Regions from separate parts of the Mus musculus genome. Here region 1 is linked to region 2. The links are chromatin loops, found by intact Hi-C in ENCODE. Cell type or tissue: left cerebral cortex. All regions are shown on one strand. Links, peaks and the distances in the headings refer to the core of each region. The heading gives the core; the rest is flanking DNA.

Region 1 (5,368 bases), core at 122-5,121, 56 kb before region 2:
AATAAGCTAACATGGCCTGAGGTCTCTACCATCATGAAGGTCCTACCTCCTAACATTTATCTACTGGTAACTATGGGTCTTTATTCTTTTTTTTTTTTTTTTTTTTTTTTTTTTTTTTTTTTTTGGTTTTTCGAGACAGGGTTTCTCTGTGTAACCCTGGCTGTCCTGGAACTCACTCTGTAGACCAGGCTGGCCTCGAACTTAGAAATCTACCTGCCTCTGCCTCCTGAGTGCTGGGATTAAAGGCATGTACCACCACTCCTGGCTGGGTCTTTATTCTTTGAACTTAGAATTATGAAGTTTCATCCACAGCAATGAGCAATGATGATGACAACGACGACGACGATAATAATAATAACAGGAATTAAATGTATAGCTCATAATCATAAGACTCTTCACCATTACAACAAACCTATGTATACACACGGACCTTCTTTCCATTTATTTAAAGCTTTTAAATACTTCTTAATAAGCTTTGAAAATGTTCCCTTTTATGAACAATGTCATTTTCAACAACTTCTGAGTGACTTATTACTCTGCTGTTTTTTATGGCCACTAAGATATTATCAACTTGTCTCCCAGCTCAGGTGCAACATAGGCTACAAAAATGACAGAGACCTTGATAATGCTAGAAAACCGACCAGATATCAGAGTGGACTGGAGCCATTGGGGAATACACGCCTTCCTACAAAGACCTACTGTGAAGTAGGATGGGTGGCTTTCTGGGCCATGAGAGTCTTTTCCTAGAATGTACACAGGAGAGACTATGTATGATTAGATCTAGTCCTTTATAGCCAGCCTGCCTGCCTGTCTGTCTGTCTGTCTGTCTCTCTCTCTCTCTCTCTCTCCCTCCTCCCCTCCCCTCCCCTCCCTCCCTCCCTCCCTCCACTCTTCTTTCCCTACTCCCCTACTTACTCATTACTTTGAGGAGGCTCCAGAGAACATTCTGGAAGCTTTTCCAGCTATATCCAGTCTCTTAAGGAATCTGGTCAGGCTACTACTGTTCACCATAGTCTTTTAGACATATTTAACCAAGTACTCACCATTTAAGGCTACTCAAAAACAAATACCATACAGAAGCCACCACCCAAAGTTGTGTGTCATAGGACTGCAGGTGAACCAGTTCCCTGGTTTCATAGGTTAGAGTCTATAATGGGCCCTCCTGGGCCTTCACTTCTCCCTGCAACCTGTGATTCCAGTACCTTTAAGTCTCAAGTTAGTTCCAGAATGAACAGCAGTGAAGCACAGGGACAAAGTACTCTCTATAGCCCCAGAATGGAAAGCTGCTTCCAGAGGTGCTGAGCAGCTGTCTGAGCAGCTTCCATGTATCACTGGCACCTACCAGCCTGACCTGCTTCCCTGCGGAGGGCAACTATATGCCTTTGTCTGTTCTCTCTAAATTAAAGACAAGAAGGGGGGTTGGAGAGGTAGAGGAAGGAAGGAACCAGGACGACAACAGTGGCCACAGAACTGGGAGTGACCACAGTCCCGCCCTCACCACAACTCACTTTCTCAGAGCTTTAGGGCAGGGCCGAACACGCCGTAAGCATAGACCTGCACATTGATGGCCACCGCCCATCACTCACTTTCAGGACTGCAGAGAAATCCTGATGCCGCTGCTTCTCACATCATTTCCACACAAAGTAAGAGGCAAGAGAAGCAGCCAACTCGGGTTAAGTGCCTTCTGTGTACGTGACAGGCACACTGCTAAGACACATGCAGGCACTACCTCACCTAATCCTCCGACATCTTCCCATACACATTATCAGTCCTCCCTTAGGGACCAGGAGACAGATTCTTAAACAGTGAGGGAGGGAAGCTGGTTCACAGGAAGTCAACAGGAACCTTGTCTCCCATCAGTATCATCAAGGTCTCTGATTCTGCAGCCCACCGCTGGAGCTGCCTCCTCCACACGCACGCACATGCAAATGACAAGGAGCCTGCTGTACAGGCTTGCTCAGAGCCAAGGGAAGCTGCATGGTTCTCGGTGAGAATTTATAGCCTGGCTGCTGTGCTCAGAACACAGAAAGGGTCCCCAGAAACTCCATACCATAGGTTCCACCTAGGCTGGTGGTAAACATGAGCTCGGTGCCAATGCAGACAGATGGAGACACTTCGCATCTCACCTAAGACTAGGAAAACATTTCCATCCGAGGCGGCCAACTTTGAATCTACTGACAGACATATGGGATTCATGGAAAATGATGGTTTTATATGGATTCCATTAGAAGAACAGGAAGCTTTTGAAAAAGCATTTGACTTAAAATATCTCTGGCTCTTAGAAGGGACAACACATAAAACTTACAACCAGGAAGTTTTACAACACATAAAACTTACAAGCATGGGGCAGACCCTAACCTGCCGGGGCTTGTCATGGGGCTTATGCAAGGGCTTTCTCTCGAGAGTACGATCTGCCCCGTGATGTGAGCTGTAGCGCACAGCCTTGTATCTGTAAGGATCAACAGATGCTGCAAGAGACCACATTCTTCCTCCCTAGCCACTCACAGCCCTAAGATTCTCCTACCCGACATGTGGGGGAGGCAACCCCAGTCCTATCCCAGGAGGGAAGGACAGCTAAGGTACCAGTCACCCCGGCTGCAGAAGCTCTGCCGGAATCTGAGCACATCAGTCCAGTCAATGCCTGTTTTGTTTCAGTGTTCATGGATTTGCTTAGAAATGCTACCTTTGCAGGCTCCAAGCATAGAAGAGATGAGGGAGCCTCATTAAAAATCCCAGCATCTGCTCCACAGGCTGCCTGCCTCTTTAGTGGAAACAACTGCCCTCTGGGGAAGCTGCTCGGGGAACACTCTCCTGAGGGCTATGGGTTGGGCTGTGACAGAGAGAAAGGGGCAGGCCCACGATCATCAGTTTGGGCAGAAGAGTGCACAGAAAGCGGCACACATTCAAACCAGGCTTTTGTTCATCCCTAAGGAGCTCCACAAAGTTAGAAAGCGTGCCTCCCCTGAAAGACGGTCCCTAAGAGACTTGAGAAACGCCACTAAGTGATAAGGGAACTCAGAACAGAAAACTGTCTGGCTATCTTTCCATGCCCCAGTTCACCTAGGTGTCCTGGCCATTGGCACTGGGTCTGTCTGTCTCCTCCTCCCTACTCCCACCACTACCCTCCCCCACATCCCAGATCAGGTTTCAGCAACTGGATGTGCCCAAAGGAACCAGAGCTCAGAGACACCAGGGACACAGAAATAGCTCCTGGAGAAGCCACGAGGCCAGCTGTTGGCTTACCTGGGCACCTGGGGTCCGGTCAGTCCATGGAAGGGCCTAGAATCTGTGAGCCTTGTTAAAGGCACTCTGCAGGGTCTGTCCCCAGCAGCCCCGGGTGCTGAGTCCGGCCCAATGGCGTCCCCCACCCACCCTGGGAGGGCTCAGTGTTCTGCCAGTCCCCGGGGGAGTCAGGGCGAGAGGCGGGGCTGCCACCTCCAAAGAGGCCCATTCAGAGGGCAGCGGGAGAGTAGGTCGCAGGAAAGAATCCCGGGATTGTTGGGCGGCCGCGGGCTGCTGCGGGCCGCCTGCCCAGTCAGTGCCTCCAGACTTGGCCCCGCCTGCTCTCTGCTGCAGTTCGCTTCCTTTCCATTCTGCTTCCCTTCTTCCTCCTCCCCCTTCAAGTTCGGAAAAACTTCCCGGCCAAAACCCACCACAACTTAAAACCACGCCGCCGAGACCAGGGACACCCAGCGGAGACAAGGGGCAGGACAAACAGCCACGCCCCACACCTGCCCTTCGCGGCAACCTGAGGACGCAGGAGGAAAAAGCCAGTGGGGTTTGACTCTGTGACGCTGAGCCACAGATTCCTTTCCTGGTAGAAGGGGATCGCCTCGCCCCAACAAAGCCTTCACCACAGCCCTACACAAGGCAGCCAGGAGACTTCAGCTGCGGAAACCCACTCCTCAGTATCTGCTCAACTGCAGATTTTCCTCCTGGCTGCAGTGGGAACCAACAGAAACTGATCAGGAACCAGCCTGTTTCATTGGGCTTTCTACTAACAGGTTCTGGGAAGCATCTACATCTAGATCCCCTTCTTCCTCCTATTTCCTTCATGTGTTTCCCCCATATGGAAGGGCCCCCCAAAACATCAATTGAACCTCTCGACAGCCTTCAAAATTGCTTACAAACACCAGTACCTATTTTAGTCTGAGACATTTTCTTGTGCATCAAGTAGCATACAGAGTCTATTACCTGAGCACTAAAACACAGCCTGTCCAGCAGCACTCCACGTTTTACCATGAACTGAAGGCAACAGAGTCTCACTCACTCTGCAAATGTGAGCTTCTAGAAACTTCTAGAACATTCTCCCTGAACGTCTCAAAGAGAAGTTTCTCATGTTCCCCAAGGGTTGCTTCCTGGCCAGCATGTGCCAGTGTTGATTTTACTTCATTATCGCAGGCCTCTGCACAGAGGTAAGTTTCCGGCACAGCTTGCTGACCATCTTGCTGAATCTAAGCCTGCCCAACCCCGCAGGTCCCAAGAGCAACTTGATAAGGAGAGGCCCTCATTCCAGGCCCATTCAGGCCACGTGTCTAGGGCCCAGCCAGGAAGACCCCTGAGAAGACACTTCCTCCCAGTTGTTTATATGCCTGAAAACAGCTATCCCTGCTATCGGAAATGCCTGGCCCCAACCCAACAGGATCAGCGGCGGGCTCAGTGAGGTGGGTGTACCAGCCTTTCCAGTCCACGACTTCCATCAGAAAAAGGTCTAACTCCTCTGTGGGTCCCGTCTACCCACAGGCCAGAGGACTGGGGGTTGTGACCGTGTCAAAGCCATGACCCAAGCAGCTCTGAGCAGGCCTCCTCACAGACTTGCTCATCACCCCCGCCCCTCCTCCCGCTCATCTGCGGCAGTGTTAGGGATTGAGATGGCTTGGAGGGTTCCTTCCTTTAGGAAGAAAGTCATTCTCTGAAACCCCACTGTTTCCCCTAGGGATCAGGGTCAGAACCTGGACAAGAGACAGCCACTGTGAACCAGCAGGATGCCCATGGGAGGACAGCAAAACCACAGCAGAGCACAAATAGGTGTTAGGACCACCGCCCCAGGAATGGGCTGAGCCAGCCTTCACCTTTGCCAGCAGGATGACACCTGGAGCCTGGCTCCACATACTGGGGCTCAAGCTCACTGAGGAGCTGATGCATTGGCCCCTTGATGGGAAAGCCTTGCCTTTAACTCTACTCAATATTAAAAAACAAACAAGCAAACGATGAACCCATAACCTTAGGCACATCTTATCACTGACTGAAAGCCCCCTCAGCCTCCTGAGTGCTGGTGATACAGCACTCCTGGTGCAGCTAGAAGGCTCAGGCCCTGGCTGGAACTGTGTAGACGGACACTCCCCTAGAAAAAGAAACCAGGTGCTTT
Region 2 (5,368 bases), core at 318-5,317:
AGTCCCTTTCAATCCAGACTTGCTCCCAAATTGTATACACACTTAAGAGAATAAATATTTGAAGAGCAAGGTCTCAGGAAATTAGGGCAAGCTGGGGACATAGATCTAGCTGGGTCCACTCAAGCACATGCATGACAGTGAGGAAGGACGGCCAGGAGGGAGTGGCCTGTGGACCTGACTAGGTGAATACAGGGCATCGGGAGATCCTAGGCACAGGCACAGGGGTATGTAACACAGCCGCAGTCTCTTCTGTTCTCAATGGTCTCGACTCGCCTTCCACCCACTCAAGTTACTAGTATTCTTCTCCTGTCCTCTTCCCCAGATCCTTCCCGGGGCTACGTACTCCGAGTACACCTACTCTGGCTGTCCCTCAGCTACACACAAACACTTTTGACTCACAACCCAGGCATCCCAACTCTGTCCAACCCAGGCGTGGGAGGAAAAGGATGGGTATCCACAGGTTGGGCAGCTCCCAGCTACCTTGGGCCTGGTGTGATCTCCTGCTTGCAAATTCTTTATCTGTCATATCACAAGGTCTCAAACACTCTTAGGATTGTCAACAAGAATGATCTGTTGCTGAGCAATGCTGTGCTGTTTTTCTGTGACCTCTCCTGTGGGTATTCTGACAATGTTAAACACACATACACACACACACACACACACACACACACACACACACAAATCACACCACACTACCCTCTCTCAGGACTCCCTAACAGGCTTATTAATACAACAGGTCAGACTTTGAGAAGAGTCCTTTTAGCTAAGACCCTGATCTGGTGACCTCTGTCACCTACATGAAGGTCCAATAATGAACCACTGAGTATCAGTATCAATTTTAATCTTTGTAGCCACAGTGGTCAAAGATCAGAACTGTTGTGCTTGCTGAGTAGAAAGGACCTCACAGCCTTAACAAGGGGCCCCAGAGGCCTTTCGTAAAGATAGAAAGCATTTCATGAAGATCGCTGGGCAATCTGAAACCACTCTGGTTCTCTGGCTGTAACATGTACTTACTTTCTTGCGTCTCTACTGAATGTATCTAAAAATACCCTGATCCTCTGCTGTCAGATTCTGGAATACTGTCATTTGAAACAAGTCAATGTGATGGTCACAGTTTTGTGGTAAGCACTGTGTTGAATGACGACTGTCATAGAGCCCACCTAAGGAGCGTCTGCACTGACCCCCAACTCACCAGAAGCACTCGCTACCCAGAGGCATTCATCCTCTTGGAACCTTTCGTTCTTCGCTGTAAGGTGGACAGCAGCTTTACTTGACAGCATATATATATATATATATATATATATAGCTACTAAGTACTAAGAGGCCTTACAAATCTACCTGTCTGTGACATCTCCATGATTATATCTACTCTAGCCTGTCCGTATCAGTAGACTGCACACCTGCAGATTCCATCAACTTCAGAACACATGGAGACTTTCTTCTCATAGCCATTCCCTAAACACTGTGGAGTACTATTTACATGGCGCTTATATTGTATTAGCAGGTGTGATGAGCAAGCTAGAGATTATTTGAAGTATGTAGGAAATGTTCATATGTTGTATGCAAGCAGTTAACTGTTTCATAAGGTAGCTGAACATCTTCAGATGTCCGTATCCATGCAAGCCCTATAATCATGCCTACATGCTGGTAAACAACCGGACAAGTTATACTATTTAATAATCAACGTAAAAGCGTGAGCTTCTAGGAAGGGAATCGTGGTGCTCAAACCCGCTGATAGTGGCGAGGGCCATGGAAGGGTCTGAGTGGTCTTCTTTACTTGTGCTCTGGGTAAACAGTCTGGAAACCTTGCCCTAACCTTATTTCCTTACATTTGCACAAAGATATCTCTACACCTTCAACTGGATGCTAGGATGATGGAGCCTGGGACCAGGTAAAAAGCTGAGTCTTTAAGCTAAGTAAAGGCAGGCACCTAAGCCAAGGGTGTAGCGCACGCTGCAGTCCCAGCCCTTGGAAGGCTGGGGAAGAACAGTGCCTGAGCTGGGTGAGTCAGCTCTTAAGGACAGTCAGTGTCCACTCTCCTCCTGATGTGCTAGGCACAGACAAGGGAGACCCAGAGTTCCTCTTACATTCTCTAAGAACAGAGCACTCGAACATCCCCAAGAGAAATGGAAGTCCCACTTTGGTCCATCCCGGATAATGCCATGATCTCCATGCCAGCTGAGTGTGATTCCGGGGTCCTAACACTGTCAAGTCACGAACAAAAAGCAAGGAAAGGGTGAGCAGATATGGGTCGCAACAAAAACACAACTGAGGTACAGTGCCGGATGACAGCATGGATGAAGACCTGACCTAGTTCTCAGTCCACAGCATAACAAAGAAAAAACAAACAAACAAACAAACAGAAAATCACAAAAGATTACAGTCACAGATACAACAGAGATCCATTCCCAGGGCCTATGCTGGGGCAGCTTGGGGACACAATCCTACCTTTCACTGGTCACACACAAGTGCCCACTGTTAGAAACAACAAACACCAGTGCTATTTGTGCAACTTCTTAAGGCGGTTTCACCTGTACTCACAAGCCCAGTCACTGGTCACAAAGCCAGCAACCATAAAGACAAAGTACAAGTGGCTGTGGTTTGCCCAGGCAGGGCAGCAAGATGGAGCATGCCAGATGGAAAGATGTTTACAAGCTCTGGACCAAGTGCTGAGACGGGGAGGGGGCAAGCTGGCTCAAGCCCCAGGCTCTCTGCCAGGTTCCTGGCGGGCCTGCAGCAGCGTGAATTCCTGAGCAGGTTATATAAGCTGCAGGGAACCTCCCCGGGGAAGGGCCTTGCACCTGACCACAGCGGACTCTGAAGCAGGATCACAAAATCTGACCTTCTGTGAAAAGCGCTTTGTAAAGACAGGAGCAGTCCACTAAGAAAGGTCAGAGGCAGATATATCAATGTCAGTTTTGCTGTCTCCAGTCACAGCGCCACCTGCTGGTCACCAGCCAAAAGATATAATAGAGAGCTCTGTTTCTCAGGAGTTTCCCAGGCACTTACTAGGCCATTCCCTCTTCGGAACCTGCTCCTTTTTATCTCTGCTACCTGTCTCAGTGCAGAAAAAGAGCAGCAGGTCTGCACACAAGGTAACAGTCACTGAAATGAAGGAGGATTCTGATTGGCTTAAGGGGACAAAGTGCCTCTTTAGAAGCAGTAAGATGGTCTGGAAGCAGCATTCCACCATTACACCCCAAGGGCAGCTTCCTCACACAGAGGACCAGTGACAGGGCAGACACTGGGAGGTAAATCTAGACACATTTTCTGTCCCTTGCAGGGTCCTTTCCAAGTCACAGTGGCTGCCAGATCTCTTGTGAGAAATGTAACCACCAGCATACCTGAGCCTAACACATTTCCCTACCTGCAGCCTTCGGGCTTGTACACTGCACACACAGCACAACATGCCAGGTGGTTACAGGCAGAAGCAAAGGAGGCCCGCAGGTTCCTTTGAGCTAGGCAAGGTTGTAGAGGAGAAATGTGGGGTAAATCCAGAGTTGCCAAAGCCCAGGACACAGGATCGGTGATAGCTCGGCTCACTCACTGTCGTGGGAGCACTGCCAGCATAGAGCATGTTCCAGCATCTTCTCTTTCCTAAACTCTCGAAGTGGGACCAGCAGCGTGGGGCTTCTGAGCTGTGGCACAAGGCGGGCTCCACAGACTAGGATCTGAGAGTTGACTGGGACTCCTGATCTTGCACCCTCTGGGCTGAGCACAGTCGAAAGCTAAGCCATTGCCGTTTGCACCTAACTAGGGAAAAGGGTCTATTCTATTATAACAAGACTTCAGCTCATCTTTGTGCACACACCAGTCTGTCAACTCAGTTAGCTCCCTGCCTGCCCATTCAGCTAATCGAGCACGTGAGTCTAAGCTCCGAGAGCAGGCCCTGAGCTTGTCTCTACTAACTTCCTATGCCAGCCACTTTAGGAACATGAACACCAGTGATGGCCAGTGAGAAACCCCAGCAAAGGTGTCCAGTCACCAACAGCCAACTGTCAATCATACCACACATTCTAGAATACACTCACTGCGGGCTAGCCGATGCCTTTTTATACCCACAAATCAAAAAGCTCTAGGACCACAGAATGTGACTCTACTTGAGATGACACTTTTATGAAGGGCATTTAAATAAGGCCGTCAGGGTTGGCTTGGGTGAACTATAGCTGGCATCCTTGTAAAAAGAGGTTGGGGCTGGGCAGTGGTGGAACACGCCTTTAATCCCAGCACTTGGGAGGCAGAGGCAGGCGGATTTCTGAGTTTGAGGCCAGCCTGGTCTACAAAGTGAGTTCCAGGACAGCCAGGGCTATACAGAGAAACCCTGTCTCGAAAAAGCCAGGGGGCGGGGGGGGGGGGGGGGGAGAGAGGTTAGAGCTTAGGGAAATGATTCTGGTAAGACCACCTACCTATGACATAGGTCAGGAAAGACCAGCCCTGCTAATTACCCTGTCCTTATACAGACTTCAAGCCCCACAAGAACAAGAGAACAGAAATTCTTTCACAAGCCACCCAGTCTGGGGTGAGTGTCCTTTGATCGTGGCCATTCTGTCGGATTACAATGGACTAAAAGTGCTGTCAGATTTCTGACAGGCAGCAGGTCAGCCTCATAGCAGTCACTTCTATGAACTGTGCAAGGAAAAATTACACTGTGATGGAAAAATACCCTTGTCAGCTTCCACGTCTCCCACAGCCTATCTGATAACGCTGAAGAAAAAAAAGTGCAGAGCATACAAAAAAGAATTATAAACACAGGAAGTGTAAATCAAATCAGTATGCAATCCTAAAAATATTCCATGTGAGGAATGGAAACGGGTACAGGAAGGAAATCGGCTTATCGAAACCAAGTATCTCTTGTGGATCTATAATCTCCTCTGTGCCAGCACGGCTAATGGAAATGAGTCACCCAAGAGGAGCTAGCTGGCCTGTGGCATGAAGTTCACCTCCAGAGCCCTCAAGCCTGAATCTCACACATTGTGCACCATAGTTTTCCAGCATAGCTGGCTTCTGTTTCCATAAGAGCACAACTAAGACGCTGTTCCATATCACACCAGGCCCACAAATCCTTGGGAAAGCCATCCCCAGTTCTTACAAAGATCTAACTGCAGCTTCTCTGGAGCTGCACAAACAAGGAAGGGGAGAGAAGCAGCCTGGGGCAGGAGGGCGAGGGCTCCAACACCAGATCAAAGGCAGCTGCCAGGCGTCTAGGGAAGGCTCTGCTCCAAAGGGTCTTAGCAAGTCAAAGAGGCAAGCACACAGATATGGCACCACAGCTATTATGGGTGGAGAGGCTACCACCACTGAGCTGGGCAGTGGAGGAGGGTCTATGCTCAAGTTTCTCTTTTCTAAACCTGAATTAGACAGGAAGAGG

What was found. Peaks named below come from ENCODE experiments on the same cell type or tissue, not always from the same donor. Only the 100,000 strongest peaks of a DNase experiment are listed, where the experiment ranks them.
Region 1: it touches region 2 in a loop (4-fold over the local background); 8 of 42 quality-filtered maps call a loop at or near these places.

What each region holds. Positions count from the first base shown.
Region 1 is chr11:8,465,184-8,470,551 of GRCm38, forward strand. All of the region lies in intron 20 of Tns3 (tensin 3), which reads right to left. Among named protein-coding and RNA genes, the nearest start is that of Tns3, 200 kb to the right of the region's middle. In left cerebral cortex, for the core only: no CTCF peak of the experiment used is centred there; DNase peaks (open chromatin) are centred at 2,075, 2,734 and 3,460; H3K4me3 peaks cover 2,825 bases; H3K27ac peaks cover 2,352 bases.
Region 2 is chr11:8,521,078-8,526,445 of GRCm38, forward strand. All of the region lies in intron 13 of Tns3 (tensin 3), which reads right to left. Among named protein-coding and RNA genes, the nearest start is that of Tns3, 140 kb to the right of the region's middle. In left cerebral cortex, for the core only: a CTCF peak has its summit at 2,947 (motif pointing left); a DNase peak (open chromatin) is centred at 2,837; H3K27ac peaks cover 231 bases.